Regions from separate parts of the Homo sapiens genome. Here all the other regions are linked to region 2. The links are chromatin loops, found by intact Hi-C in ENCODE. Cell type or tissue: heart left ventricle. All regions are shown on one strand.

Region 1 (8,000 bases), 120 kb before region 2:
GGTTACATTACTAATGTGTTACTCCTGAAACATCAGTCTCTTGACCCAGCTATGACTCAGCTTTCCAAGTGAGGTCATAGTTATGTGACCACTGTCTTCAGGAACCAATATTAATAGCCCTCATTTGTTGAGCTTTTAGATCATACCTACCACCATACTTAGTGCTCTACAAGCATTTCATCATTTAATCTTCACAACACATTTTGATGTGATATGATCCATTCTTTTCAGATAAAGACATTTAGAAGGCTAAAGTGGCTTGACCAAGGTCACACCGCTACTAAAGTAATGATACAGGGATTTAAAGCAATGTTTACATATATAGCCTTCTACATATATAGTCTTACATATATAGCCTTCTTCTACATAAATAGTCTTGTCTTCTCCTAATAGTTTGTTCAGAATCTCTCAGAGGTATGTTTGGTAAAGGAGTGTTCAGATTTAACTGAGAAGTTTCTGTTTATTTTCTAGACTGAATCTTGAACTGGGAAAGCCAAGACTCATCCTCTTTTTTGTGGATTTGTGGATTTACTGACAGTTTTCTGGAAGGTGGCAGCAACGTATCTTGTTCTAGTAAAATTAGAATATCATCACCATTTCACTTCAAACGAAAGTCAAGGGTTTTGAGGGAGCAGGACCTTTAACTGATACAAGAGTACCCTGGGTGGTGTATTGCAAACTCCAACCAGCTGTTGGCATTGTGCGCCATTGGCCACATAAGTAGATGAGTAGACTTTTATTTCCTTCCCTCTTTCAACCAAAATTCTTTCTGAGATGTAATTTTTATTCTCTTGGTTTCTGAAATTTTCTTCATTTGTGAAATTCTCTTGGTTTCATTTGTGAAAATAGTAGAGTTATGATCACTGTGCCTCAAAATTGGATGAGAGAGTTTTACTTCCTAACCTTGTTCTGTCCAATTACTTTTGTGACTTTCTTTTCATTTTTTAATCAGGAATTTACTACAAATAAGCATACCTAGACACCAAGGTCCTTTCTACAATTAGTAATCTGAGTTTATGATCTAAATCAGCACTAGCTTTAAACTGTTATTTAGAAATGATACAAAGAAATTTTTCTACCAAGTTCATTGCTTTCTAATGCGGGAGAAGGGGTTTGTAGGTAACAAGGCAAGAAACAAGGAGATACCAACTAGATTTAGCCATATTATATTATGTCAAAGACAGCTTAATATCACCAGTTTCCCTGGTTCGAGCTAATTGTCAGGAGGCCATGACAATGACCACATTAACAGGTGTTATTAGTGAAGTCAGTTGCTACTGACCATAATTACAACATCATCATTATTTAACTTTTAAAAAATACCATTAATATACTGCTAATCACATCAAGCCAGTTCCTCTTTTTGAAGTAACTGCTCTTATTTTCTTTCATGTCTTCTCTCCCTGCCTTTGTTTCTTCTTTTGACTGGTCATGTCTTTCAGTCATCCAAGTATAGTAAGTGCCAAAGAAGCAGTAATTAATAGGATGTTTCTTGCAGCTACCCAAAATTTTCATTGCTGGTCCTTTGGTCATTTAAGCAGTTGGTACGCTCTGCTCCCTAGGAGCTCTGCTTTGAGCTATGAGATGGTAATGCTAACTTTGTATATGACATGTTTGCTTCTTTGCCTCTGTGAGATAGTATATATGGAAACACTGTCATGTACAAAGAAAAACAGCAAGACCTGTATAAGACCTGGTCTTATGGACCTGGTCCTGTATAAGAAGCTGAACAGAGTGGGAACAGACCCAGGATTGCATAGGGAGAGGTATAGTTCCATGGTCCTGCATTGCTTCAGACTACAGTTGGATTGGCCAGAATATGAGCTTTCGGTGTTTATTGCACCCCACGCTACCTTCTACCACCTTACCCACAGCCTTCTTGCAAAGCAGCTTTGCCACTGAGCACTGGATAACCTTGCCATGGATCCGATCCTGTGCTTCTACTCTCCGATCCCTTCTCCTCTGCTGCTACACAACTTAGGACGAAGGCTGAAGGGACCTGTAGGCAACTGTGAATGTGGAGCCAAAGGGGATGTCTGTGGTAAAAGAACCTTCTCTCCATGCCCTAGACAATCATTTTTCTAATCAACCTCATTTCTTCACTCTTCTTTCACTCTTCTTTCAGTTCTTTGGGTGCCACCTGTCTGGCTCTGTACATGTAGATACCCACATGAAATATACCATATCTCCGCACTTAAACTGTACTTAAAAGAGCCTTTAACCAGCAGACCTTAATATACATATAAACTGCAGTAACTGAATATATATATGAACTGCAGGTCTATATATATAGACCCTCTTTACTTTTATCTGTAGCCTGAATCTCTGGTCCCAGGCCTATATATGGTCCGCAGAGTTTCCAGAAGGCTTCCAATTATTCTGCTCATACTTCAGCTGACTATGACTCTAGAACAGTGACATATGTACCTTGAGAAGTGATTACAGTAGTAGTGTCCATGTGATGCTAGGGAATGGGAAGTCCTTTGTTATTAAAACATTAAAATGATGATATTTTGTGGTTTTAAAATTAATTTAAAATTTTTTTGTTTTAAAATTAATTTAAAATTTTTTTTATTTTAAAATTAATAGGCACCCTTCATAATTTGGAAAATGCATAAAAGTAAAAAATTTTACATGTAGTCCTACCACATGAATACTGCCAACTATTAACAATTCAATGTACTGTGTTTCTTTTAGTCTTTTTCTAAGCATTTATAAAGCATCATTTTCGTAGTGTGGATGGACCCTGTATGTGTATGTATATGTGTATGTATATTATGTTTCTTTTTGCCTTTATTATATATTTCTGAATCATGTTAGTGGCTTTTCTGTAGACATTGGGCTATTTAAAAGCGCATGTTTACATATTCTCCCTAGCATTGGTGGTCACAAAGCCAACTACTGCCTGTTGGCCCCCTAACATTGCCACGGTCTTGTTCCTCATCAAACAAAGCAAGGAAGTCTATTTAATAAGGAATCATCTGTTGGTAAGAGACTTCCTACCCTTGGTTTACAGGGGATGCCATAAGTTGGCTATGGACTCTAGTGAGCATACTAGTAGGTAAGTAGAATGACTTAGAAAGAATGAAGAATTGGTAATGTGACGCCACTGTAAGATTATTAAATGGGAAGCAGGAAAAGTCTGTTACTTAGGTCCAGTCCATTTGCTTATTTATTCCTACAAACATTTTGTGTTTCCTTGGTAACTAATAATAGTTTTGAGAAAATGTTGAACTCACAAGTATTACTGCAGAAGTGAAAAAAAACCCCCAAATCACAGAAATTAGAGACGGAAAAGACCTATTAGGTCATCTTCCCTGTCCCTTGCCAGTACAGATTGTTCTCAGTGCTTTGTTCAGTCCATTTTTTAAAGGGACCTTGTCATATAATTTGTAGCCCATCTCTCTCTCTCTTTTTTTTTTTTTGAGACACAGTCTCACTCTGTTGCCCAGATTGGAGTGCAGTAGTGCAAGCTCGGCTCACTGCAACCTCCGACTCCTGGGTTCAGACAGTTCTCCTGCCTCAGCCTCCCTAGTAGCTGGGATTATACATGTGTGCTACCACGCCTGGCTAATTTTTGTATTTTTAGTAAAGACGGGGTTTCACCATGTTGGCCAGGCTGGTCTCGAACTCCTGACTTCAGGTGATCTGCCCGCCTCGGCCTTCCAAAGTGCTGGGATTATAGGCGTGAGCCACCGTGACTGACCCATTTCTTTTTTAAGTAATACATTTTTAAAGAAACCACTGACAGATTTTCCCATGTAGATGTGGAGCTTGATTTCAGGGTAAGTATTTGCAGAGAAAGACCTGTGGATTCAAAGTACAATTGAACAAGTTTTGTTAGTTTGAAGTCATTGGAATAGTTTAGGATGTCTTTGGAATAGTTGACCAACTAAGAGTAGAACAGTTAGGTAAATTGGATTTATATGTTTTCTTTTATCTTTGGAACTCAAATAGAGCAATTCCTGAGCATAAATTTTAATTATAAACTTCAAGACTCATTGAAATGGTCCTAGAAAGCCTGAGAAAATAAAGCATCCAGGAAGTAAAAAAATAAGAGTAAAACTATTTCTTCTAAGATTATTTTTATGAAAATTACATTTTAAAACGTCCCTTTCGGTTCCAAATTCTGCTTTGTCCATTATTTATGTAGTTAATTGCTTGATATGAAGGTGGCTTCTAATTGTAAAATCCTTTCCTTTTGTCTGGCAACTTCTTCCAGACTCTAGAAGGACAAAATAAAACTGTCTCATATAAGCAGTCAGTGGTGGTGGTAAGACTAAATCTTCCACTTCCTCATATAATGGCTGGAAATGTATTCACTGAGAAAAATGAACAAATTAAGAGTAAAAGGTGTGCTTAGAGTTTTATTAAGAAGAATGATCCTTTCATAAAATCATATTTTAGGGTATAAGAGGCCTTAGAAAACATCTGATCTTCTTATTGCCACTCTCTGTTCCCATTTTTAAATAGATGAGATAACTGGAGCTCAGAGAGGTTAAGGGACTTGCCCCAAGGTCACACAGTAAATTGGTGACCCAGTCACTGTGTTTTCTGGGACTGAATGTTTCTTTTGGGAAACATGAAAAAATGGCACAAACAGTGTGATTAGTATCTGAAATCCCAATTAATAATTGAGTAATTTACCTAGCTTATACTAACTGCAAAACTAATTTGGAACATTAATGAGCTAGTTGTCTACTTTATGGATTAGAAATGTTTTCTTTTGTTGCATTTGTTTTAAATTGGAGATTTATAGATTGCTGCTTATCATCTCAGGCCACTAAGATTGGCCACATGTCAAAACCCTAATGGAGATGTCTGAACTTTTAATATAAATTTCTGTGTTATCATGTAACACCATTATCTTGCATGCTTGCCAATTGGGGGTTCTGTACATGAGAAATTCTATTATAATTTATGTCACTAAGCATCCAGTCTACATCATAAAATGCAGGTTTGGAAGATATGTCAAAAGTCTTGTGTCTACGCTTAGATTGAATTATCTCTCAAAACTTCAGTGTTTTATCTAAGAATTGGTACATGCACAGTCTAGTTGTTATTAATCAGTGCCGAACAGCTCCAGAGATTTTTTACTTCCCCAGCAAGTCCATTCCATTCCAAACTGAGAACTGGCTGCTTCTAACTTCCACTCATTGTTCTTCATCTTTCCATGACACCATGTTGAATAAATGCGTTGCTTTGACATAAAAGTCTTTTAAATATTTGAAAAGTTTGTCTTGAGTCTTCAGTTATTCCTATATTATATCATTTTAGTCTTTTCACACCCTGTGTCCAAAAGGTTGGTGCTTAGAATGAACAGATTATTTCATCATGATTATTTCAGCATTATCAGAGTTATCCTCCCCTTTTATAGGCTATGTGAATGTGTGTGTTGGCTGGGGGGTGTTGTATAAACAGATTTTCTTACCATTTTAGACAACCATATCACACTGTTGAGTCAAAGAGCTTACTGATCATCAGTCTTCTAATGAACAACTGCACACCCAAATGTTGTCATCATGTACTGCTTCTGTGATAATCTAGGATAATCACTTCTATACTGGTTTTGTTTGTATGACTTCATTGTTATAATAATAACAAAAACAATAATAGGTGACACATTTAATGTTTAATTGATGTCAGACACTACACGCTTTACAAATAGTAACAACTTTAATCCACATAATAACCCTATGGGATAGATAACTGAGGAACAGAGAGGTTAGGTAATTTGTCTAAGATCACAGAGCTAGGGAATGATGGCACCAGAGTTTGAACTGCATACTGACTCCAGCAACTTCTGGGGAAAATCACACTCAGTGTTTTGTAGTAAGATTTGGATTTAGGGGGTAAACAGTACTAACAGAGAGTTACAGAACTTTGTACTTCTCTCATCTGCTATTTAGTTCATTGGACTTGAACTATGGGCTAGGAGAGTGAGAATGGATCTTGGAGATTATCTAGTTAGCAGCCCTTATAGTTCATGGAACTAAGACCCAGGCTGTGCAGTAGCCTGTTCAGGGATATGCATATGGGAAAAGCTCAAGCCAGAATGGAGTGCTTTTTTACTGAAGAATTCTAAAATGTTTCTGCTTCATATAATATCCTCTCTCTGTCCTTTTTCCCCTTCTTTCTCCTTGTCTTCTCTCCCTTTTTATTTATGGTGCTATCAGTGTTAGAACAACAATAATAGAAAGTACATGGAAAAGATCACTTAAAATCCTACCACACCATGTTTTAAACTATTTTCATGTATTGCTGATTTCTGAATCTGTTATCTTGTTAGATTATGACATTGATTTAAGTTTCATAGCTCAAATATGGAACCTCTATAAAGAAGTTCCAGGGAGTGGAAAGGGAAGGGAAAGGAATTGCTGTTATTTATTAAGAGCCTACTGTCTGTCAGTCACTCTGCCTACCTGCTGTCTCTGATGTCTCAAACTTCCTTCCCACTTTATGGGATTCTGTAGGAGGACCAGCACAATACCCTGCACAAAGTGAGCATTCTGCAAACCTAAAGAACGAGGAAATGAATGAAAGGAAGTGCTTTGAATTCAGCAGAAGAAAGAGATAACAATCATGTGCGAACTACTCCCAGCTATTGCCTATTGACTGTTAGCTTTCAGTTCATTTTTGTACAATTTAACCATTGAGGCAAATGTGTATACAGGATACCATGGAATGCTGTTTACAGGTATAGATTTTGGTTCTTGTACTTTTGAAGCAGCTGAATACTGATAAGGCCTGTGTCCAGAAACTATTTTTTTCCTTCATTTAATCAGGTTTCTTTACTTCCTTGACCACAAATATTATTTGCTAAGGAAATTTCTTCTTTGGGGTGGTATTTAACCATGCAAGTGGGGAAAATTGTGCTACGATACTGTTCTGACAGCCTGTGGACTTGAGGGAAAAAACTGCAGGAGCAGAGTTTCCTTTCAGCAGTCAACTATAGGCTCAGTCACTTCTTGACAAAACATAAGTTAAAATAGTGCTGATTTCTTTTTGAACATAATCAATTCTAATGGAAACTGTTCCAGCTGAGTTTGGAAACACACAGAAGCAGCCTTCAGTTACCATTGAGGCTATTATTGCCCTAGTAATACCAAAGAGACTCTTTCAGCCTACTTATTTGTATTGGATGCTTGTAGGGCTATTTCATGGGGACCTGGTGTTGACTCTCAGTGACTTCCACTTTGACTCTGAGATTTATCTTCAAATGCTGATGCATTCTAAGATTTATAGAAGTACAAACTTATCTTATTATTGCTAATTTGTCCCATTACTAGACTATGCCCCTTAGAGTTATAATTATGACTAGCCCAATTACATTTTATTGTCGTGCCCTTTTTTGGCAAAAAATAAAATTTCTTTGTTAAACTCAAGGATTTAAAATTTAGCACAAGTTCATAAACTTACTTTGATACTTCTTCATTTCCTTTTTAAAAATACATCAGTAGACTCAAAATGTAAAAGTGGCTTAGGGCTCACTTGACCTCTGAAAGGTGGCTGACTGACTTTTAGTTAAAAACAATATTTGTCTATATATCTCTGTCATCTATTTGTGGCTACTATGTGTTGAAACTTTGTGGAACAGATATCTTTCTCCCTTCTTCTTCCCTCCTCTCTGCCCAAAAGACACACACACAAACACACACATGTACACACAGAGACTTGAAGGCTTTTGTGTACATTTACCAACTACTACAACAACAAGAAATGAAGAACAATACAGCTCAACTCTGTAAATCTAGAATGGGGAATCTATTTCCCAAAGGCTGTATGCAGTATCTTTTCAGCGAGTCATGGTAGCCTCCAACAACTAGTAGCACTCTTTGTGCATGAGGATATTTCTGACTAAAAATCCACCTTTGTTGATAATGTTTGTTCACTGTAAAGGAATTGAGTGGATAAAAGAGGTATTACACTTTCCTTTCTATATCAAGGAAGGTGGAATATTCAAACAGAACACTCTATGTGTGCACACGTGCACATGGACG
Region 2 (8,000 bases):
GTACTGCCATCCCTATTATTCAGCACTGTAGCCTCACACTTACCTCACCCTGTGTTTCTCTCCTTTTCCTGCCAAATCTGATTAGAAGCACTTTTGTTGTAAGCCCATGTTTATGAAGCCATAAGTGGACTTCATACCAATGACCATGTGGAGAAAATAAAAGAATGTTAGAACTGGCAAGTTACACATTGACTCAGTCAAACCAGCTTGATTTCTGTCTCAGTGTAGTGCAGTAAATACTTACATAGCACCTGCCATATGCCCAGCACTGTCAGGGTTTTCTTCCCTTACGTGGTTGTTTTGTCTTCTTAGCTTCAGTTTAACCAATGCACCTAGAATAAACCTGTAGCAAGTGCCTACCATGTGCAAGTGACTATGATAGATGCGTTCACATGCATTTTTTCTTTTGAATCTCAAAACAACCCTGTGAAGTATCCATTTTGTAGATGGCCCAGGTGACTTAGCTAATGTGTGTCAGAATTGGAATTAGAATCTCAGTCCCTTGACACTAAGTACAGTGTTTTTTCCAGTGCATCACAAGTATATTTGATTTGTGTACTCGAGAAGTTTTTGCAAGAAAACTCTCCAGTTTTCTTAAGGTCATCTTCATACTTGATCTATGATCTTCATACTTGATCTAGTGTCTGCCTCTGTTGTTTGTTTACCCTTGAGATGCTAAAAGTCAAGAGCATAGACATATGTATATTTATTGAGCAATAACCATTAAGTTCTATGTTGAAGTTGTATCATACAAACACTAACTTTGCATGAGTTCAACTACACCTGCTCAGCAAATGAATATAAAGAGAGAAGGCATAAAAATTTACATTGTGCAAACAAGTCTTCTCAGGTTGTATTCAATGAGTCTATGCCTGGGAATGAACCTGAAATGGACGGTGTATATTGATTTTTCTGTACATGTCTGTTCCCACCTGCCTCTCTCAGGGTAAGCATCTTGCCTTACTCAGATGGTTACCAAAACTGGAGGCAAAATCCACCTTGATTCGGCCTACTGAGAGACAGTATTGGCTTCCTGCATGATGCCTTCCTAGGGGATTTGCAAGGTAATTTTGACATAAATTGAGGGTTTTTTCCCCCTTACATATTCTCCAAGAAACCTAAACTCCAAGTAAAATGCAGCTTCCGTAGGATGATAGTGGGTTGCATATAATCAAGGAGGGGATTTTTCTTTAGAGTGAACTGAAACTGTCTTGGGCTCAAGAACATTGTGTATAATGGTAGCTGAACATATCTTCTATTCTCTGTGTATTGTGACAGGTTGGAAGGATTAATACTGAGAAGATCAAATATTCTTTGTGTTCATAAGAGAACTGTGTTACCACTGAAACCAAGGGAGGAGAACCAACAGAAGGAAAAATCCAATGAGGTCACCCATCAGAGTGGTGGAGAAAAAGGATTAAGAAAATCCCATTAAATTTAGTTGCAGGTGACGTTTGAAAGAATAGTTGTAGTCAATTATAAGGTCAAAACCAAGATACAAGGAATTAAGAAACATCATCATCATCAGGACAGAGTAGCCAACAGGATGTCATGAAACCAAAAGAGGACGGCTTCATGAAGAGAGAGCACCATAGGTGGGGGTTGAGGAATGAGAACTGGGACTAGGTAGTGATAATACCTAAAAGGTAGGATTGGTGGGTTTAAAAGTGGAAGCACGTAATGTCATCAAAATGAATTCTGGCTTCTGAGCTAGTCTGAGATTCTTAATGTTTGAGTTTCCCCCTATGGGGCAGGTGGGGAAAATCTGGCCACTGAGAGATTAGAGGCAGGAGAATTATTGGTGTCTGTTGGCAAGCAGATTCTCATAGCCTCATACCCATTAGATATTGGATTTCACTTTCATTACTTTTCTAAGTAGTTAGGTTCTAATTTGCTTGCAATTTGAGAAATCAAGGCTGGCTCTACAAGGCTGTCATCATGCTGGGAAAAGGGGTGCCAGAATGCAGCAGGACGTAACCAGAAAGCCAGTAAAGGTTCAACTCTTATGAATAGGAAAGCCAGCTAATTCATTCATAATACCAAACCTTATCTTACTCAAGGAAGTGGAGTTACAACCAGGAAACCTCCCTTTCTTTCCTGTATTTGTATAGCACCTTGTATTGTTAAAAATGAAAGGTTGTTGGTGATAATTTTCTTTTTCTCAGATTGCTCACTTTGTGTTTTTGGCTCAATATTCAGTGTGACTGCTTGACTACTGTCACTCAAACAGGCTGTCTTGAAAAAGGTGAAGCTGGGAGGTTAGGGGGTTCAGATTAGGATGGGATCTCAGAGTGGGGTCCCTCTACCCCCACTGTATAGGAATCTCCTTGGGTGCTTATTAAAAATGTAGATTCCAGGGTTCCACCCAAGACCTACTAAATATGAATCTATATTTATAGCATCCCTGAGAATTCTTATGAAGTCTAGATTTTAAGAACCCTGGTTTAGGAAATGTGAGTGTAGTGTAATAAACCAAATTTTACAAGAATAACCTTTTAACAAATTGAATTCCAATGATTCTAAAGTTAAATTGTATTTATAAAATATAGCCAGAAATATTTGTTTTAATGGAAATTTATAAGCCTCTTTGAAACTCTTAGAGAAATCTAAATACAAGGCACACAGAAAATGTTAGCAGTCATAATAAACACACTTGGTTATGAGGAAGAGTGTTGTGAATTCAGAAAGTTTGTGTGTTTTGTGGAATTTCTATTATTGCCCAAGAGAGGAAAGAACTGAAAGGAGAGAACTTGGAAGAAGCTTTCTTTGGCTTCCAAGATCCTAATCCTCCAAAATGCAGCTGCTTGCTACCCACCATCTCTTTGCCACAGACCAGCTGTGTCCCCATTCATTCCCACCTCCGCTATTGCTTTTTCAATCCACACATGCCAGAACCAGAATGGAGAATGGTAGAGAAGGGAAAGGTAGTTTGATAGGAAGTGGGATAGAAGTTTTATAGAAAAGAGGTTTCTGGAAAGCCCTAAAGCATTAGACCAGAAAGCCCTTAGCCGTAGACCTCTGGGTAAAATTTGTTGCAGTTATAAAACTCTGTGGGATGCAGGTAGGTATACTGGTGGTTTCTGGGGGCTGGGGCAGTAAGACAGGCTGACCCCATTAAGATAACCTCAGAAACTAACCCAAACTGTTTTCCCCAGCCCTCAACTGATCTTTGGCTCTTATTTAAATTTTGTTTTTGTTGTCTTTGAATTGTTTCCTTTGTACAAGTCATTTCCCTAAATAATCTCCAGATTTCTTCATGAGTGGAATAGTTAGGTACTTCCTTTGAATACCTTTGCCAACAGCCTTTTTTCCTCCTTCCCCATAATTATCATAACTATTACCCACAAATGGATAAATTTGGTTCCTATCTTTCAGTGCTTTTCATGAGGTTATCATCTATAATTTTCTGCCCCAAAGTCTCCTTTTAAAAAAAGTATTTTTTCTATATAGTCATGAAGGCTATCATTCAAATCCCAGAAGTTGTAGTTTTACCCTTTTTGTTTAGTACTGTTAAAACTCAGCTTTGGAATGATGAGAATTCAGCTCATTTATCTTACATCTTTTCTTTCCAAAAAAAAAAAAAAATTCCAGCTTGGGTTGCACTCAGCCCTTAGCATAGTGACTCCCAGAGTTTGCTAGTTAAGTTAGGAAATTAAAAGTAAGAGCTTACTCTGTTTTGAATCAGATAAGTAAATTAATAATTGCGGCATGTCAGCCAAAGTAAACAAGCATTCTTGATGGGTAGAACTGTGCATTGTCTTAAGCTATTTGATTACTAAACCACTGCAAGCTTTTAAAATTGAACTATCTCTAATATGCATTGAGAAGGATAAAAAATAACTTGTTTTAAAAAGTGTTTTTGTTTGGTTTTGTTCTGTATATTCTTTGTCCAAAACTTGAGCATATTCATCTTTATAAATCTTTCATTACTTACTGGCTTTCTTAGTGCCTTAGCTGGTATTTTCCACATGAGGTTTACACCATCTTGTGGCCTACAGTTTTCTGACTCGCTTTTTCTTGCATCCTTGGCATTCATTAGCCTATTGGTAAATGTTTGAAATGGGAAGAAAAGGAGAAATCACCTGTCATTTTCTGCTCTTAAGGCTTTTATTGCTTTTTCTATTTTCTCTTCATGACCATGAAAGTAAATGGTTTGAGTCTCTCAGACATACTCTTTTTAGCTTTTATTTTTTGAGATGAAAATATCTTATTTCCTGAAATTTTTATTTGACTAGAAAACTAGTCCATGTAGAGGAGAGCTTTGATGATGTGTCTGCCCACAAAACAGATTTTTGCCATGGCTCGCTAATGCATTTTGTGTGAAATATCAAATTTTGGAAACCTTGCTTGTATATCTCCCACCACAGAAAAAAATGAGAAGATGAAATGAGAGAAATCAAATCATGAAAGATGCAAAAGTCTAGTCAGCAGAAACAGTAAGAGATCCGTTATGTAATGAAGAAGAGAGTCAGGGACAAAACCAACTCTCAGTTATGTGACTGAGGCACAGAGAGGCCCAGAATTGGCCCAGAAAGTGTACAGATTTTGCTCTAATTGCATTTCAAGGTCAACCTTTAAATTGCCTTAAACCAAAAAAGTGTGTCACTGATGGAAGCTACAGTATCGTGTAGGCAAAATGGGCCTTGTTGCTTTGACTGCCACTGTTACCAATTGTGATATAGTACTGATAGAAAAAATATATTAGTTATCTAGTGGTAACAGGGAATTGGCCACTGCCAGCCACTGAGGGAGTACAGACAGGTGTCTATTGGTGTCTGTTAGTGAACAGATTCTTATAGTCTCTCACCCACTGGGTAATGCATTGCATATAGTTACTAGTTTTTAAAATAGTTAACTCCTAATTTTCTTGCAAATTTGGAAACTGAGGGCTCCCTGGGAATTATAGGTTATGGTTGTTTTCCCCAGCACAACCTTGCCTGGGACCTGTACACAAAGTGTTTCCCTCCTCCAAGTTGACATAACATTTTCCACCTTCCTAATGTTTTTACTAACATAATTACAATAAATTGCTGCTGCTGTTGGAGACATTCTCTTTTCTCACATCTGGGTTTAAAGCTTTCAGTAAGGCTACTAAGCAGTGGGAAGGAAGGAGCCTTTCCATAACTTTAAGGTCATTCCTGATAAAGGTAACTACTCCACCCCTGCTTCCCAATTAGATTCCCTGCCAGCAATAGCATAGACTTGAACCAGTGCCAAATGTTTTAATACCATAAGGACTTGCTTGATAAAGGCTATGCAAGGCAAAGAAAAAAAGCAGCCAAAGTTCCCCAAACTAAAATTTTCCAAGATTTTCATATGAGTTGCAGCCAGGGTACCCTTCATATAAGTGTTACCATGTGTTTGCTGTAGTCATTGGTATCCTGCAATTCTCATTCTCCAGGACTTCTAGAGATTAGAATTTAGAGGAAGTGCTGGTGATGTCAAGATGGAAATCTACTCTAGCTGCAAAGAATATAGTCTTTGACAAAAAGAAGGACAATAGCAAAGACAGGGAACAATGGTGGGGTTAATACTATGATCTTTCCAAATAATTATTAAGTAATTATAAGTCTATTGCACAGCAACATTCAGCATTGTACTTCATTGTACCATTAATGTTTGCATATGTTTGCTAGCCTTGCTTCTCTTACTGTTATAAACTCTAGACTAGGAGGAGTATTGTCTTGCTCTGGCCCTTGTATTTTGCGTGCAGAAATAGCATAATGTCATCAATAAACAGTTGTTGGTCATCTGACTAGATGCAGCAAAGTGATTTTATTCCTGGGCATGGGTGGGATTAATTAATAATTACAAAGTGCCTACATAGTTCAGAAACTTGGAACACCTATAAATATAGGAAAGAAACTTTTTTCTGTTTGACATTGATTTTCAGATTTCATATGCAACGATAGTTTTAGCCTCAACATCCACCCAAACCTTTACCATAGTTGCTAAGAAATAATAAAAATGACTGGTTTGCAGTAGACTTAAAAGGAAAAATAAAGCTTCTTTGGCCTTTAAATATTAGAATATTCCCGAATGAGAATTCAAATTGAGTGCAAGTGACTGAACTTACTGAGGCCTGTTTCAATTTGATCACTCAAAGCTTTGCCTCCTGTTTGAAGAAATTCTTGGATTTTAACCTACGGTATTATCAAGAATATAAGATCTATCTTCAGTTCAATTTATTTTCCTGTTGTCCTGAAACAAAATGGCAGCCAATATAAATTTCCCCATAATTTCACTGAGGGAGTTAGAGTTCGCAGTAGTGGTAATAATAATGATAGCATTAAAAGCAGAAACAAGACTGTCTGCTCCTGTTAGCAACCTGAGCAGTCAAAGACATTAATGGACCATGAAGACTAGAGGGCTGGGGTGACTGTGGGTCAGAGCTAATGCACATAGGCAAGCACGGTATAGGGGAAACTTTCGTCACCTCCACTACACTGAGCCTTTTCACTTGATAGACCAAGCTCTTAATTTCCCCAGGTTGTTAATCTGGCACCTTTCATGAACATCAGTATTCACTTTGGAAAATAAAAAAGCAAACAGCCAAAACATCTAAGTGTTAAGGGGAAAGAAAGTCAACAGAGGAAATTACAGTAGCACATGATACACTGGCACCTTTTTCTTGAGTCATAGGAGGCAAAGATATTTGAAAGTCTGCAGCTTTGATTGTCTCTCTCTTAGTAACCAGAGGTCTTGAGAAAGAGAGTGCAATGTATGGTTTAGCTGTAGCCCTTATATGTATACGTGTCCACGTTTTCAAAACTGACCCCTTAAAATATGTATGAGAGCCAAGTGGTTTGAAAGTAAATACCACTTTCTTTCACCATTGCTTTTGCTCCATGTTTACCATTTCCTTTCTAACATTAGTTACTGTTTCTAAAGGAATTGGTGTTTCCTGATCTGGTATAGTTTCTGTTTGTTTTGGATTGTCCATCAGTTGTTAAGATATCTACCATATGTTTTACAGACTAGTATATTGAGGGTTGAGTACCATACCAAGTTCTCACTTTTTTCTTTCTGTCTCTCTTATTTTTAGGTAAGTCATCTGATTGGAGCCACATTTCATTTGATGGAATTTTCCATTTGGTAAAGTATTGCTATTTTTATCAAATGATGTAAACTGTCATTTTTGTGATTTCTCAGTATGTTTTTCCCCCCACAACATTGTCCTTAGTAGTATACTGTGTTCTGCATGGAAGGAAAAAAAAATGAGTTGGGGAGCGGGGAGGTTTGGAAACAAGAAAAAAGGCATGTAACTGAGTATATTTACATGTCAAAAAACACTTATTGAAAGAAACCTGCCTCTTTATAGCTATTGTCCTCAATTTTGCCTTTTAGAGCTCCAAGAAGTAGAGAAGTTATTATATTTAATGGTATTTAGAAAGGACCATGCTTACTTCAGAGAATCCAACTAAGAGCAGTGACTTCCAGTTGTATTTGGTGACAATCTGGCATTCCTCAACATGTTTCTATACATGTTGGCTAAAGCATTCTATATCATCTGAGAGTTTTTCTTTCTTTTTTTTTTTTTGTTTTTGGAGATGGAGTGTCCCTCTGTCACCCAGGCTGGAGTGCAGTGGCTCGATCTCTGCCCACTGCAACTTCTACCTCCCGGGTTCAAGCAGTTCTCCTGCCTCAGCCTCCTGAGTAGCTGGGATTACAGGTGCGCGCCTCCACGCCCGGATTTTTTTTTTTTTTTTTTTTTGTATTTTTAGTAGAGGTGGGGGTTTCAGCATGTTGGTCAGGCTGGTCTCGAACTCCTGACCTCATGATCCGCCTGCTTCAGCCTCCCAAAGTGCTGGGATTACAGATGTGAGCCACCGCGCCCAGCTGAGAGTTTTTCTTTTGCATCATAGTTTAAGTCTACAAATAATTGCCCCTTTTAAAACAGTTATTTAACAGAAGAAATAGAAAAATACACAATTTAGGAAGTACAAACCCAGGATTCTGTGGTGCAAGGATGGTACCAGGGCTTGTGGTCTGTGATAATA
Region 3 (8,000 bases), 61 kb before region 2:
TAGCATGTTGCCTTGATAGCAGCTGGTTTGATTATCCATGAGGTGGGAAAAGAAGACTAAGGAAATTTGAATGTGAACTATAAATTAGGTGATATTAAGAATTTACTGTTTTCAGGAGATCTAGACCATCCTGGCTAACACGGTGAAACTGTATCTCTACTAAAAATACAAAAAAATTAGTGGGGCATGGTGGTGGGCGCCTGTAGTCCTGAGGCAGGAGAATGGCGTGAACCTGGGAGGTGGAGCTTTGTAGTGAGCCGAGATCGTGCCACTGCACTCCAGCCTGGGTGAGAGACCAAGACTCCATCTCAAAAAAAAAAAAAGAAGTTACTGTTAATCTTATTAGATGTGTTAATGGCATTGTGTTTATGTGAAGAATGTGCTTTTTATTTTTCCAGATGCATAATGAGGTATTTAAATGTGAAATGACATGTTCTCCTGGGATTTACTTTTAAATACTCCAGAAAAAAATAATGGCAGGGGATAGAGGTGAAATAAATATGGCAAAATATTGAGGATCTCTGAAGATGGGTAAAGAGAACATGGGTTTTATTCTTCTTTCTACATTTTGTATATTTGGAAATGTTCATAATAAAAGATTTGAAAGAAAGCACTAGGCACATATTGGATACATAAACATTTTAAGAAGTGGTTTCCTTGCCAGTCGCCGTGGCTCACGCCTGTAATCCCAGCCCTTTGGGAGACCGAGGCGGGCGGATCACCTGAGGTCAGGAGTTCAAGACCAGCCTGGCCAACATGGTGAAACCCCGTCTCTACTAAAAATATAACTAGCCGGGCATGGTGGTGGATGCCTGTAATCCCAGCTACTCTGGAGGCTGAGGCAGGAGAATTGCTTGGACCCAGGAGACAGAGGTTGCAGTGAGCCGACACAGTGCCACTGCACTCTAGCCTCGGCGACAGAGTGTGACTCTGTCTCAAAAAAAAAAACTGAAAAACAAGAGGTGATTTTCTTAAAAGAAAAAAAGAGAGTGCCATGGGGGAAAGGGGAGAAAAGAAGAAGGAAGGCACCAAGCTTGGGTATCAGGCATAGACAGAGAAACAGGAGAGTAAACTATGTCCCAGGAGCCAAGAGAGAATTATTTCAAGGGGCAAAGAGCTGCTGTGACCTCATTTTAACAACATTACCACTGCTTAGAACAACTTTGGACCTCCACTTTTGGAGTCATCTGCTTTGAAATATCCCTCAGCTGGGGCAAAGCCTGTTTCTTTAAAGGCGAACTTAATTTCTGATAACAAGAACAGGTTCCTTAAAAACAAATCTAGTGAATCTAGTGGTCAGCTCATGCCTATTTTGGTCAAAAGAACCAATTATGACATTAAAATAATGGGACTGGCTTTTGTGTGTGGCCTTCAAAGGAGGTTTGAAGACATTTCCAAAATGTGTCAGCCCTGACACTTTTTCAGAATAAGCTTCATAAGATAAAACCTTCAATAACATTACACATTTGGATTAATAACTCCGGGCTTTTATTTTTCATATTCCATCTACTTTGGTTAAATGTTAAATCTTGCCGGGTATGGTGGCTCATGACTGTAATCCCAAAACTTTGAGAGGCCAAGGCAGGTGGATCATCTGAGGTCAGGAGTTTGAGACCAGCCTGACCAATATGGTGAAACCCCATCTCTACTAAAATTACAAAAATTAGCCGGGCGTGGTGGCATGCGCCTGTAGTCCCAGCTACTCGGGAGGCTGAGGCAGGAGAATCGCTTGAACCCGGGAGGTGGAGGTTGCAGTGATCCGAGATCACGCCACTGCACTCCAGCCTGGGCAACAGAATGAGACTCCGTCTCAAAAAAAAAAAAATTACATCTTTGGTGTCTTGGAGCTTCAGTCTATTTTCTATAATCCAAATATAAGCAAAGCAGTAATAAACAGCATGGTAGACAGCAGGGGAAAGAGCATAGGCTCTGGAGTCGGCCTGGCCGAGTTATAATCTTACTTCCCTCGCAACTTCTGCTGTCCAAATTGGGTCAAACTACTTCATTTCTTCAGGGCTCAGTGTTTTATAGGGTTATTGGGAGGATTAGAGATGACACATACAAGATGCTGTGCCTGGTACCTAGAACATGATAGGAACTCATAGCTTATCCTAATGGAGATGTCATAATGATACAACTTTATCTCTTGGTTCAGCAGACATGCCTTCCCTCTTAGAACATCAAATGAGATAAGAAAATAACTAGTGGATTTTTAGCATCATGAGGAGAGTACATTACTCAGGCCCTACCTCACCAAAGGGAGGGAGTTCTTCTAGTCAGTGCTAAACAAGTATTTTAAGAGTGTGTGTTATTTTGTGCCTAACTGAGATGGAGATTGGCAAGCTGAAGAAATTGGGATTTGGCCAAGAACCAGTGCTTGTTGTTTAGTAGAGAGGTGATAGGGAACTATGATCCTGCCAGTTTGGAGGGACGTAACATGAAATGACTTCTTGGTCCAAGCTGGCTACAGCTGTTCCAAAAAAGATGACAAAGGCTGCTGATTCAGAGGGGGATACTCACCCAGGCTGTCACGTCTGTCTCTCCACCAAGCAAGACTTTTTTAATCCTCTAACACAACAGCAACACAAAATTTACTGTCTGCAGGCACAATGCTAAGGCACTTTGTGCACACTAAATCGTTAGGCACTGAAAACAACCCTGTAAGGTAGTACTCTGATTCATCTGCACTTTATGGGTTAAAGTAACCGAAACCTAAAGAGGTTAAGTTAATCTGCCCCAAGCCACAGAACTGGCAAGTGGCAGAACAGGAATTCAAACTGGCTTCAGAGCCCACCCAGTCTTTGCAAGCCTACTTTCTAATGCCTGAATTCCTTCTCTTTAGGAAGAATTATCTGTGTAAAGTTGGGAGAGACATCTCAGCAATTATGGTGCAGCACTGACTATATCAATAAAATTAAAGTAGCCAGTATCTTTCACCAAAGACCTGCATCACAAAGTGGTGAGAAGAGAAAAAAACATAGATCACCAGGGAGAAAGGGAAAAAGCCTAGGTTTGGTCAAATCTGCGATGAAGGCACAGAGTGAATTAAATTCAAGCTTCTTCACTACTGTTCATTATTCGGCTCATTCTAGGCAGTAGGGAGGGAGTTGTTATAAAGCAGGAGCTTATAACAGCTTTTAGACTCTGCTTAAGTCAAAAATCATCAAGAATCATCAAAAAGCATCAAGGAAAATACACAGAACAAGCAGTCACCCTGCTGTGCTCTCCCTGATGCTTTTTGGTGGTCATGTGGCTGTGACTAGACCCTATGAGTTCGGGTTAAGTCCTGGGTTCTTCAGACTGATAAAAGGTTTCTTCTCATGTCTTCCTCTAAGAAGGGCCATCTCCACCCTTTCCAAAGTCCCACTCATCGCTACGAAGGAGTGCTTTCCCCATACTCCCTCATGAGGTGAGGTTGGCTTACCCAGACTGCTTCCCAGCCTTGTTGCGTAGATCTGGACCTCAGACTCTCTGAGGTCTGTGGTAATGGGGATAGATTGAGCTTGGGGGTTCCACCCACTGTGTGTGGTTCCATATAGCCCTTTGTTAGAAAGCACCCAGGGCAGCCAAGAGTGCGTGTTGACTAAGGAGGGTGGCTGCTGCTAGGAACTGTAAGTAAATAAATGGATGTCAGAAGCTTACAATTAAGGAGGGAAACAAAGAATCATTACTCTCCCTTAAGCATGTTGCTTTGGATGTTTTAGCAATGATTATGAAGCATTTACACACAGACTAAACTAAGCTCTTTGTGTTCCTTGCAAGGTAGAGAGCCTGCCAAGTCAATTTCAGCATGCAAAACCCAGACAATTATTTTGGCATTTAGGAGCAGCCACTGTTTTTGCTAGGGGTTGGGGGCTGGCAGCCTGTTGACACAGGAAGCCTTCATAAGGAAAGAGAAGTCAACTTTAACCCCAATTTTTTTAAAAAGAGAAACCCTGTCAGGGCTCTCACGTTCCCACCTCTTATGCGAAACCTCTTGTCACAGAGCCAGTGGGAGAAGCCCTTGGGCTTAGAAGTGCCACACATGCTTTTGTGTCCACAGCGTGCAACTCATTCATAGCTGTTTTCATATCCTCTGCCTAGCAGCTCTTTTGTGAGTGTGTGCATACAGACAGTTGGTAGATGTATTTCTAGTAATAACCAATAAAAAGATAAAGTTCTTGAAATTATGGTCTTGGTTCATCAGATAATATATGCTTTATGATAGTCATTCTCAACCTGTAAGCCCAGAACTCCTGGGAGCTTTCAGAGTTGACAAAAGGGGCCCTGCAATCCATATAGCAAAAGCATTTTAAAAAATTGGGTATGTCTATTACATCTTCAGAATAGCCCTGGATACTATTGTGATTGATAGCTTATAAGCTGCTTTAAAGTTTTCTGAATTTGTTATAGGCTTTTATAACTATGTCTTCACTCAGTCAATGAATAGAAAAAGCTACAACTATCAATGGAGAATTTGGAAATTTTTTGTTACGGAAAAGGAGTTTTCATCCTAGAAAGGGTGTGTAAGCAGTATCCAAAGGTCTTTTCTGTGTGGCTGCTAAACAAAAGACTGCTTTCTTATTATTGAACCTTTTGGTAGTGTTTTCTGACACAAATGATTTCATGTCTGTATCAGAACTGCCCTGTTGATGTAGCTGCAGCTAAAGAATGGGCTGAAGGCATTTGGTCTTACAGACTGTTAATCTGAAAAAAGCAAATGATGCCATTTTTTTTAGTGTTAAGACTTTATGCATCTAACCCACTCTCTTCAGTACAAGTTACCATGCACATCATAATTACTTGAAGGTATTTGAGGGATGATTGTAGTTTAACGTGGTGGTGGCTACATCTGGAGGCCTGAATCCACAGTATTCTTATTTTTAGCCTTTAGTAGGGACTGCTTCTTCCAGTATGTTGGCTGCAGTATTTAAAGTAGTGATTTGCTGGCTCTATACTACAAAGTACCAAATTGCCAATAGGCACTGTCTCCATCAAGGATACAGTCATTTGTTGCACAGGTGCTAACAGAGGTGGGCGGATCTCCTGAGGTCTGGAGTTCAAGACCAGCCTGGCCAACATGGCAAAACCCCGCCTCTACTAAAAAAATACAAAAATTAGCGGGGCGTGGTGGCAGGCACCTGTAATCCCAGATACTCGGGAGGCTGAGGCAGGGAGAATCACTTGCAGCTGGGAGGTAGAGGTTGCAATGAGCTGAGATTGTGCCACTGCACTCCAGCCTGGGCGACAGAGCAAGACTCTGTCTCAAAAAAAAAAAAAAAAAAAAGTAATAATATATTCAGCACTGAAAAATGGGGAAGCAGGCACAAAGAATTTTTAAAATTTACCTTTAATTCAACCACGCAGAGATTTATACCCTTGACCTTTTGTATAGTTTCCCATAGACTTTCTTATCTTTGTATCTGTTATACTATACATATTGTTTAGGGAACATTAGCTATTGTCATAAATCTTCCATACCATGATATTTGATAGCTACATAGTATTTCATTGTATGGAGGTGCCATTATTTATGTAACCATTCTCCTATTATTGGATATTTAGTTAACCACTCTCCAGTCCTTCCTGCCCCACCCCCTTCACCTTAGTGGCCTTTTCCCTATGGATCCAGAAGGGACCCAGAGCTAAAAAGGAACCTTGACTTTGTCTGGACTTCACAAAACTGGCAGGAGTCCATGAGAACTGTCCTCGGCTGAGAAAAATATCTGTTCGTTGTTTTAAAGTCATGATGACAGTGGCTGCAGGATTTAATCGCAACTCATAATCATTATTCTACCTCCCCTCTAAATTCTTTTTCCCTTACCAAATAAAAATATAAAATTGTTTTGAATACTTTTAATAAGGTAAAAAGAAAAATAGAAGGCATGTATACTGCTGGGGTAGACCACTATACTACCTTTCTAGGCCCTGAAAGTTGAGAATTTGAAAATGAAATAAGAATTTAGAATATTTGTCCAAATAATTCATCTTTAACAATAGGACATTTATTTGCACATTTTTTCCTTTCATGGAGGAAGCTGTTATTATATTTACAGATTACCTCATCATATAGACTTGAATAAAAAATATGAGAATCAGACCTGTAGAGCATATTTCAAACAAAATTAAAAGCAGAGCTGTGTAGACAATGGTGGTGGTAAGATAATAAGTATTTTTTATTCTAAAGCTATAACATTCTGTTTCTGATTTATAGAGTATGTCATCATTTTAATGCTGTCTTATGTCCAAAAAATAAGTAGTTAACAGTAGTGCATTAGAAACATGGTTACCAAACAGTATACCAAAAACTAAAACATTGCATGGTATAGGACATGGAGAGAAGAACCAAAGTTTGTTTAGAAAAGAGAGTCTCAGGCCAGGCATGGTGTCTCACACCCGATCACTTGAGCCCCGGAGTTTGAGATCAGCCTTAGCAACATAGTGAGACTGTCTCTCCAAAAAAATAAAAAAATTAAAAAATTTTTTAAAAATTAAGTAAAAATAAGAAAGAAAAAAAATTAGCTCGGTAGGGTGATGCACACCTGTAGTCCCATCTACTCGTGAGGCTGAGGCAGAAGGATCAGGATCACCTAAGTCCAAGAATTGGAGGTTACAGTGAGCCATGATTATATCATCACTGCACTTCAGCCTGAGAAGGGGGAGGGGAAGGGAGGGGGAGGGGGAGAAGAAGGAGAAGGCGAAGGAGAAGAAAGGAGGGAGAGAGAAAGAGAGGGGAGGGGAAGGGAGAGAGAGAGGAAGGAGGAGGAGGAGGGAGAAAGAAAGAGGGGAAGGGAAGGGAAAGAGGAAGAAGAAGAGGAGAAAGGAGAGAGAAAGGGAGAGGAAGGGAAAGGGAAGTGGAAGGGAAGGAAAGGAAAAAAGAGGAAAAGGAAGGAAGGAAAGAAAAAGAGAAAGGAAAGAAAAAGAGAAGAAAGAAGAGAGCCTCAGAATCATAAGACATCATCAGGGTTGGAAGGATCTGGAGATTGATTTGCCCCACTCCCTCTCAGCAGGACTTAGAGACTGGACACCCTCATTGTAAACTGCACACTGTAACCAGCACACATCCATACTATGAGGGGTCTTTTTGCATAACTGTGTGGTCTTAAAAATGTGGCCAATTCTTTCAAGATATATCCAGAATCCTTTAGCCATTTTATTTCCTAGCATACAGCTGTTAGTTGAATGCCACCTGACATAAATTTTGGTGAGTAAATTCCAAAAAAAATTGGGAGGAATATTTCATAAATGTGAAAGCAGGATAAAGTTCCCAAAAATCTGTGAGCAAGTAGCCAGAGTGATTTATTGTTAAGATTATAACTAAAGAAAAACTTGCCTTGTAACCTCCTGGTTCTAAAAATGCTGAGGCTAGGCCTACAAAAAAACTTTAGGCTGGTTTCCTCAATTTTTATTTTGACATATTTGTATGATTCAGTTTGTTTGTTTTTAATAAGCTAAATTTAAATAAAACCCTCCATAGTTGGCAACTGGCTTCTTGGTTAAATATTTAAATATACTTAGGATTTTTGTTCTTCAGCTCTGTCTAAAAAGTCAGTTGTATAGTAGTTCTTTACTTGAGGAAGTCAGGAATGCATAACTGTCTGTGCTTCCACGTATAGTCCCACCTTTCAACAGGCAATTTTACTCGCAGTACGTTTTATCAGTTGAAAGAAGGAAAAACAAACAATTCTATAGCAACCTTGGAATCTTTCTCAGGGCACTAACATGGCTGTATTTCAAAGTACTTAATATTTTCCTAAGAAAGACAAAGAAGTGCATGGTGCTTATGTTATAATTTCCTAATCAGAAAGGTACAACAACACTTAAAAGGTGATTAGAGTTGCACAATGAAATATTTGTAGTGGTTCTTTTAGCCATTATGTATCTAAAGTAGAATTTTTACTTTTTGGTCTTCTAAGTTCTGAGAATCAGAATGAGACTTACATGTAGAAATAATTCTTTGATTTGTTCATATTTTCCTTAAAATCCATCACAATTATTACCAAGGACATTCTTAATCAGCT

The links. Peaks named below come from ENCODE experiments on the same cell type or tissue, not always from the same donor. Only the 100,000 strongest peaks of a DNase experiment are listed, where the experiment ranks them.
Region 1: a loop joins it to region 2, with 2.9 times the contacts of the local background. A loop is called at or near these places in 18 of 110 quality-filtered maps.
Region 3: it touches region 2 in a loop (1.9-fold over the local background); 16 of 110 quality-filtered maps call a loop at or near these places.

Annotation. Positions count from the first base shown.
Region 1 is chr3:99,878,126-99,886,125 of GRCh38, forward strand. The region is part of intron 1 of CMSS1 (cms1 ribosomal small subunit homolog); the gene reads left to right. The region is part of intron 4 of FILIP1L (filamin A interacting protein 1 like); the gene reads right to left. All of the region lies in intron 1 of LOC105374010 (a long non-coding RNA gene), which reads left to right. Among named protein-coding and RNA genes, the nearest start is that of HP09053, 58 kb to the left of the region's middle. RefSeq lists an enhancer at 1-214. In heart left ventricle, no CTCF peak of the experiment used is centred here; no DNase peak of the experiment used is centred here; H3K27ac peaks cover 4,215 bases.
Region 2 is chr3:100,003,086-100,011,085 of GRCh38, forward strand. All of the region lies in intron 1 of CMSS1 (cms1 ribosomal small subunit homolog), which reads left to right. The region is part of intron 1 of FILIP1L (filamin A interacting protein 1 like); the gene reads right to left. All of the region lies in intron 1 of LOC105374010 (a long non-coding RNA gene), which reads left to right. Among named protein-coding and RNA genes, the nearest start is that of MIR3921, 43 kb to the left of the region's middle. In heart left ventricle, a CTCF peak has its summit at 3,974 (motif pointing left); no DNase peak of the experiment used is centred here; H3K27ac peaks cover 6,586 bases.
Region 3 is chr3:99,941,892-99,949,891 of GRCh38, forward strand. The region is part of intron 1 of CMSS1 (cms1 ribosomal small subunit homolog); the gene reads left to right. The region is part of intron 1 of FILIP1L (filamin A interacting protein 1 like); the gene reads right to left. All of the region lies in intron 1 of LOC105374010 (a long non-coding RNA gene), which reads left to right. Among named protein-coding and RNA genes, the nearest start is that of MIR3921, 19 kb to the right of the region's middle. RefSeq lists a silencer at 7,321-7,521. In heart left ventricle, no CTCF peak of the experiment used is centred here; no DNase peak of the experiment used is centred here; H3K27ac peaks cover 2,422 bases.